2 separate regions of the Homo sapiens genome follow, and region 1 is linked to region 2. A link is an interaction called in ENCODE POLR2A ChIA-PET data of the cell type or tissue named here. Cell type or tissue: PC-9. All regions are shown on one strand. Region 1 overlaps NOL4L (nucleolar protein 4 like). Region 2 overlaps COMMD7 (COMM domain containing 7).

Region 1 (4,000 bases), 240 kb after region 2:
GCAGCATCCCGGGCCCCAGAGCCTTGGGCCATCATCCACACCGGAGCTGTGGGCTCTGTCATGAAGGGACTGCAGGCCTAGGCAGAAGGTGCTGCCTGCCTCTTTCTCTTGGTAACCTGCCCGTTTCCCTGCATGGCTTCCTTGGACCGAGTGAACGTAAGTTAGTCTCACACCCCCACAGCCTGTGGAGGGTCCTTACCTCTCCTCACCTGCCGGAGAGCCAGCTAGAGTTTCATCCCTTCAGGCTTCCAAGGCCAGCCTCCTTCCAAGGCTTGTATGGAGAAGCCCTGGGGTCCATCCCAAGGCAGGGCCTCACAGCAGTCCTAGCCCATTCCCAGGTCTTGGCCCAAGGGAAATCTCTGGCTGCATCTGACTCGCACTGGTGGATTCCTCCTGCTCTGCTGGAGGTCGGTGAAGCGCAGCACCACGTGGCCTGGCTCAGTGGTCTCACCTTAGCAGGGCCCACCACACACCCTGGAGACCCACACATCTTGGTCCAGCACAGCCAGCAGCTTCTAGCTCCATGATTGTGGACGTGTCACCTGCTCTCTGAGTGCCAGTTTCTCCACTCTTGGGTGACTGGGTGAGTCACTTAATCTTCTCCCAGAAGCCCCTAGTCTTCATGTGCACAATGGCAAATGAATATCAACCTTGTTATTTGGTGGATTAAATAAGATAACACATACACACTGCCCAGCACAGGTGCCTGGTGTCCAGTGGGTTGCAGTAATCGACTACAGCGAGCTCCAGGCTGCTTAGCCATGGAAGCTGACCTGGCTTGCTGTTTCCCCTTTTGAAACTTCTACTGAAGCATAATGCACATTCAGAAAAGAGCACGCATCACTCAGTTTCACAGCTCAGCCAAGTTCACAAACTGACCCCACCTCCTGTGACCCATGTCCAGATCAAGAAACAAAACATCAGCACCACCCTAAAGACCCTTTGTGCTCCCTCTAGTCACTGCCCCTGGGCCAGGGTGACCACTGACCTGACTTCTAGGAGCATACATTGATTTTGCCTGTTCTAGAACTTTATAGAAATGGAATTGTACAGCATGTGCTCGTTTGCTCACAAGCATAAGTGTGTGAGCATCATCTGTGTTATGGCATGCGTCAGTAGTTTGTTTCTTTTTATGGCTGAGTAATATTTCATGGTATGGGGGGCCCACAATGTATCCATCCTTCATTGGTGGACAGTTGGGAGCTGTTGTGAATAGTGCTGCTATGACCAGCCTACCAGTCTGCTATGTGTTCTTTCTTCTTTCTGTCTTTCGAGACAGGGTCATGCTCTGTGGCCCAGGCTAGAATGCAGTGGCACAATCACAGCTCACTGCAGCCTTGATCTCCCAGGCTCAAGCAATCCTCCCACCTCAGCCTCCACAGTAGCTGGGACTACGGGTGCATGCCATCATGCACAGCTAAATTCTTTTTGCAGAGACAGGGTCTTGCTATGTTGCCCAGGCTTATCTCGAACTCCAGACTTCAAGTGATCCTCCCACCTCAGCCTCCCAAAGTGCTGGGATTATGGGTGTGAGCCACCATGCCCAGCCTACTGTGTGTTCTTTAGGGAACATCTGTGTTCATTTTATTGTGTACACACCTGCAAGTAGAAATGCAGGGTTGTGGCTGGCCTTGGTAGTTTCTCTGAGCCTCTCCAAGGGCACCAGGAAAGAAGGGAGGGAAAAGAGGCATGTGCATGCCCCATGGGAGTTACAAAGTGTGGCCCGTGTCCAGGATGGCCCGCTTCATTCTGAGCTCTATCGAAGACTTCAGAGCTGTGCTGGCAGTGGGCAGGAAGGGGCCCGAGTGAGGCAGTGATGCATCCCTACTGTGTGCAGGGTAACTCTTCTAAGAACCTGTCCCAGCCCTCAGAGCGAATGGCCCAGTTCGGAAAATGAAGTTAATGCAGGAAACAGAAAGTACCACAAACGCGTCAGTTCAGAGCCAGCTGGGCGGCAGTCTGTGGAGGGATCTTGATTTGGCTGAGGTGGAAGGTGTCTTTGTTGACAGCCCAGGCACCTTTCCACCTCATGAACACCCATTCATCCTTCAGTGCCCAACTTAAATGTCACCTCCTCAGTGGAGCCCTCCCAGATCTGCTACTTCCTTCTCACACCCTGGGGACTTCCTTCCTAGAATGTTTCAGGACTATCAAGTACAAACTGGAATACACCGCCCATGACCAGCATGCAGATCAGGATCCCATGACATCACTTGTTTAATCTCTCTCTCCCCTGCTGGCCTGGAGGCTCCCTATGGTCAACCCTGAGTCTGTATTGTACATTGCCATGTCACCTGCACTTGTCATGGCGCCTGGTGTGTGGTAGTGGCTCTGTACATATGTGTGGAAGGAACACAGGCCTAAAAACATGTGTGGTCAAAGGCATGGAGGGGTCGCACATGGGTGACTAGGGGACAAAAGATGGCGAGTCCGTCTGCTACAGAGTTCCCAGAGAGGAACAGAAGGAAATAAGGCCAGCAGGCCAGTGGGGCCTCCAACGCCAGACCAGAGAGAGCTATAACTCGATTCCGCCGGTGACTGGGAGTTATTGAAGGTTTTGGAATAGGAGAGCGACATGACCAGAATTAACTGATGACATTTTAAAGCAAGACTTTTTGAAAAGGAGAATAATGAAATTGTAATTTTTACCTTTTATCATGGTTTTCAGGAGAATGTATTTCAACAAGTCAGGCTCAGTTAGTTGTATTCGTAATGGAAAATTTATCTAAATAGAGAAGAATGAGGAAATAGTATTGGACTGTTTCTCCTAGATTTCAGCAAAGGTGTCAAACTGACTGTGAGGTTGCAGGCAGCTATGCAAAAATCAGTTAATATAAAGAATAAATGGATAGTCAGCGCTATGGCCCAGCCCACAGGTCAGGTGTTTTGAATCCAGGCACTTGTGAAGCCCTGGATTCTCCACATCCTCCTCTTCCAGCCGGATGCCTCCCTACTTTCCACCTGTCGCAAGCCTCCCAACTTCTTTGATTCACAGTAAATGTCATCTCTTCCAGGAACCTTCCCTCTCACCCCCCAGTCCCCCAGGAGAAACATCTCTCCTTTCTCCATAAATATGCTGTACCTAGAGTACCCCTTGGCTGTGACACTGTTTCAATTATTTTTGTTATGGTGTGAGCAGGGACAGTTTATGGGGTAGAGATGGATGCTAGCCCTACCTAGTAGGAAAACATATATATACATAATGTGTGTATATACATATATATATGTGTATATATATTTTTTTTTTTTTTTTTGAGATGGAGTCTCTCTCTGTCACCCAGGCTGGAGTGCAGTGGCATGATCCCGGCTTACTGCAGCCTCCCCTTCCTGGGTTCAAGCGATTCTCCTGCCTCAGCCTCCCCAGTAGCTAGGACTACAGACACGCACCACCACGCCCAGCTAATTTTTGTATTTTTAGTAGAGACAGGGTTTTACCATGTTGGCCAGGCTGGTCTCAAACTCATGACCTGAAGTGATCTGCCCACCTCGGCTTCGCAAAATGCTGGGATTACAGGCGTGAGTCACCATGCCAGGCCAGAAAACTTATTTACTTATTTATTTATTTATTTATTTGAGAGGGAGTCTCACTCTGTCACCCAGGCTGGAGTGCAGTGGCATGATCTCGGCTAACCGCAAGCTCTGCCTCCCAGGTTCACACCATTCTCCTGCCTCGGCCTCCCAAAGTGCTGGGATTACAGGCGTGAGCCACTGCGCCCGGCCCAGAAAACATATTTTAAAGCCATAATACTGAGACAGGAATAGGTCAACAGAATATAATACAAATCCACACATAATAGAAAATTAGTATAAGATGACATTTCCAATTAGTGGATAAAGATGAGTTATTTAAAAGATGATATTTAGGCCAGGTGCAGTGGCACATGCCTGTAATTCCAGCACTTTGGGAGGCTAAGGCAGGAGGATTGCTTGAGTCCAGGGGATTGAGCCTGCAGTGAGCCAAGATCATGCCACTGCACTTCAGTCTGGGTAACAGAGTGAG
Region 2 (4,000 bases):
TTTTAGTAGAGACGGGGTTTCGCCATGTTGGCCAGGCTGATCTCAAACTCCTGACCTCAGGTGATCCGCCCGCCTCAGCCACCAAAGTGCTGGGATTACAGATGTGAGCCACCGCGTCCGACCTTCTTTTTTCTTTTTTTTTGAGATGGAATCTCACTCTGTCGCCCAGGCTGGAGTGCAGTGGCGCGATCTCGGCTCACTGCAAGCTCCACCTCCCAGGTTCATGCCATTCTCCTGCCTCAGCCTCCCGAGTAGCTGGGACTACAGGCGCCCACTTCCAAGACCGGCTAATTTTTTTGTATTTTTAGTAGAGGGTTTAGAGACAGGGTTTCACCGTGTTAGCCAGGATGGTCTAGATCTCATGACCTCGTGATCCACCCACCTCCGCCTCCCAAAGTGCTGGGATTACAGGCTTGAGCCATGGTGCCAGGCCTCTTTTTTTCTTTTTAAATTTAAATGTATTATTATGATTTGTAGAGATGGGCTCTCACTATGTTGCCTGAACATAATGCTTGTCTCCTGGGATCAAGCGGTCCTCCTGCCTCAGCCTCCCAAAGTGCTGGCATTACAGGCATGAGCCACTGTGACTTGCCAAAACATTTACTTTTTGGAACATACCTAAAGGATATACTTCATGGAATGGAATTACTAGGTCGAGGGGTATAATCACTTTAAAAATTTGATGCCGGTTGGGTGTGGTTGGTCAAACCTATAATCCCAGTTCTTAGGGAGGGTGAGGCAGGAGGATTGCTTGAGCCCAGGAGTTCCAGATGAGCTGGGGCAACATTGTGAGACCCTGTCTCTACAAAATATAAAAAAATTAGCCCAATGTGGATGTGGTGGCATGTGCCTGTAATCTCAGCTACTCAGCAGACTGAGGTGGGAGGATTGCTTTGAACCCAAGAGGTTGGAGGCTCCAGCGAGCCGTGATTGCGCCACTGCACTCCAGTCTGGGCGACAGAGCCAGACTCTGCCTCAAAAAAATACAAGTTAGATGCACATTGTGAAATTGCCCCTAGAAAGGTCACCCCAGTGTATCCTATTATCAGTCATGCAGGAACCTGTCTGCTTCCTTGTACTTTCACCAGCACTGGTGTCCTAGTCAAACTTTTGGGTTTGCAGATCTGATAAGTGAAAAATAGTATATTCTGGTTTTACTGATTTGCATTTCTCTAGTCTGGAATGACCTTGTGCATCTCTTCCTAAGTTTACTGGGGAGAATCCTTAAGATTTTGAGATGCATGCATAGATAGCCATGGGTGGGTGAGCATTCCAGAGGGAGGCACCTATGCAATTGCAAAGGCAAAGCATTGCGGGGAGTGTTTAGGAAAGATTTATTCAGCAAATACTGTGCACTTACAGTATTTAAGTTGCTGTGAAGCTGCAATGCCATATAAGGAAACTTCTCTTCTAAGACATGTTTGTGTTCCTTATCAGAGTTGAAAATTGTAGGTGGCCCCAGGGAGCCTCAGAAGTTGAGAATCTGGGTAGGTCCCTTTCTTGTTGGGAGTGTCATGGTTTCTTGGCAGGGCTTTGGAGGATAAGGAGGGCTTGGGAAGGGAGAGATAGGGACGAGGGATCAATAACACATTCTTGCACTGTCGCTCAGGCTGGATTGCAGTGGCGCAATCATAGTTTGCTGCAGCCTCAAGCTCCTGGGCTCAAGCAATCCTTCCACCTCAGCCTCCAGAGTAGCTAGAACTACAGGTGCATACCACCATGCTTGACTAATTTATTTTTATTTTTTATTTTTATTTTTTGAGCTAGGATCTTGTTCTGTCACTCAGGCTGGAGTTCAGTGGTGTGATCATGACTCACTGCAGCTTGGAATGCCTGGGCTGAAGCAATCCTCCTGCCTCAGCCTCCTGAGTAGCTAGGACTACAGGAGCATGCCACCTTGCCTGGCTAATTTTTAAATTTTTTTATGCAGATTGCCCAAGCTGGTCTCGAACTCCTGGCCTCAAGCAATCCTCTCACTTTGGCCTCCCAGAGTGCTGGGATTACAGGCATGAGCCACCACACCCAGTTTCGTTTTCTTTTAAAATAGAATACATTTTTGAATAAAATAATACAGAGTCCTGACAGATGTGTAGAGTTTAATGTGTCATAGCAGAAGGGATAGGTGCATTTAACATACTACACATACAACTTTGGGGGTTTTAAGCTGAAGTATCTGCCTATAATCTTTTTCTTTTTTTATATATTGCTTCTAGAAGGTGGATCAAATGGTATAGTGACTCTAATTATGACTCTAACTGTAGCTACCATTTGTTTAGCGTCCAGCCTGGCTCTGTGCTAGAGGCTCTGCATGTGTTACTGTTAGTATTGGAAGCTGTGTATTCTTACCTTTGTTTTCCTCGTGGGGACTGGGACACAGATGCTAAACGGCTTGACCAAATTCACAAGAGTAGTCAACGGAGAACACTGATTGAACTGGGTCTTTTAAACCCTGGCATCCTGGTTTTCCCCACTATGCCATACACAGTGGGCTTTTTGTTGTTGTTGTTGTTGTTGTTGTTTTTTGAAACGGAGTCTCGCTCTGTCACCCAGGCTGGAGTGCAGTGGCATGATCTCCACTCACTGCAACCTCCGCCTCCCAGGTTCAAGCAATTCTTCTGCCTCAGCCTCCTGAGTAGCTAGGATTACAGGCACGCACCACCACGCCTGGCTAATTTTTGTATTCTTAGTAGAGACGGGGTTTCACCATGTTGGTCAGGCTGGTCTTGAACTCCCGACCTCAAATGATCCGCCAACCTCAGCCTCTGAAAGTGCTGGGATTACATGCGTGAGCCACCGCGTCCAGCCCATACACACTGTTCACAGGGAGGGACATGAGAAAGTAATGATCTGTGTCTCAGTCAGCTCAGGCCAGGGAGGGACATGAGAAAGTAATGATCTGTGTCTCAGTCAGCTCAGGCCAGGGAGGGACATGATAAAGTAATGATCTGTGTCTCAGTCAGCTCAGGCTGCCATAACAAAATACCTGGGCAGCTGGTATTTTGTTAAGGCAAAATATCATAGACTGGTTGGCTCCAACAGCAGACATTTCTTTCTTTCTTTTTTTTGAGACAGAGTCTCAATCTGTCGTCCAGGCTGGTGTACAGTGGCATGATCACAGCTCACTGCAACCCCTGCCTCCTGGATTCAAGTGAGTCTCCTGCCACAGCCTCCCAAGTAGCTGGGATTACAAGTACACGCCACCACGCCTGGCTAATTTTTTTTTGTTTTTTGTTTTAGTAGAGACGGGGTTTCACTATGCTGGCCAGGCTGGTCTCAAACTCCTGACCTCGTGATCCACTCACTTCAGCCTCCCAAAGTGCTGGGATTACAGGTGTGAGCCACTATGCCCAGCCCAGACATTTATTTCTAACAGTTCTGCTTGCTCGGAAGTACAAGATCAAGTGCCAGCCAGTGTGATTCCTGGCTTGTAGATGACTCCCTCCTTCCTTTTTTTTTTTTTTAAGAGGTGGGGTCTTGCTGTGTTGCCCAGGCAGATCTCAAACTCACAGCCTCAAGCAATCCTCCCATCTTGGTCTCCCAAAATGCTGGGATTACAGGCGTGAGCCACTGCACCTGGCCTCTTCCTCTTCTTATAAGGGCCCCAGCCCTAGGCTGGGCACGGTGGGTCATACCTATAATCCCAGCACTTTGGGAGGCTGAGGCAGGTGGATCACTTGAGGTGAGGAGTTCGAGACCAGCCTGGCCAATATGGTGAAACCCGTCTCTACTAAAAATACAAAAATTATCCAGGTGTGGTGGCAGGCACCTGTAATCCCAGCTGCTCGGGAGGCTGAGGCAGGAGAATTGCTTGAACTCAGAAGGTGGAGGTTGCAGTGAGCCAACATCACACCACTGCACTCCAGCCTGGGCAACAGAGTGAGACTCCATCTAAAAAAAAAAAAAAAAAAAATCAAAATAAGCGCCCCCAGCCCTATGGGGCTAGCATCTCACTCTTATGACCTCATTTAACCTTTATCATCTAACAGGCCCTGTCTTCAAA

What was found. Peaks named below come from ENCODE experiments on the same cell type or tissue, not always from the same donor. Only the 100,000 strongest peaks of a DNase experiment are listed, where the experiment ranks them.
Region 1: POLR2A ChIA-PET joins it to region 2 with 6 read pairs; 3 of 35 experiments call an interaction of 5 or more read pairs at or near these places.

What each region holds. Positions count from the first base shown.
Region 1 is chr20:32,489,383-32,493,382 of GRCh38, reverse strand. All of the region lies in intron 4 of NOL4L (nucleolar protein 4 like), which reads left to right. Among named protein-coding and RNA genes, the nearest start is that of NOL4L-AS1, 70 kb to the left of the region's middle. In PC-9, no CTCF peak of the experiment used is centred here; no DNase peak of the experiment used is centred here.
Region 2 is chr20:32,729,078-32,733,077 of GRCh38, reverse strand. All of the region lies in intron 1 of COMMD7 (COMM domain containing 7), which reads left to right. Among named protein-coding and RNA genes, the nearest start is that of COMMD7, 12 kb to the left of the region's middle. RefSeq lists an enhancer at 1-285 and a silencer at 1,362-1,656. In PC-9, no CTCF peak of the experiment used is centred here; DNase peaks (open chromatin) are centred at 1,027, 1,577 and 1,597; H3K27ac peaks cover 2,384 bases.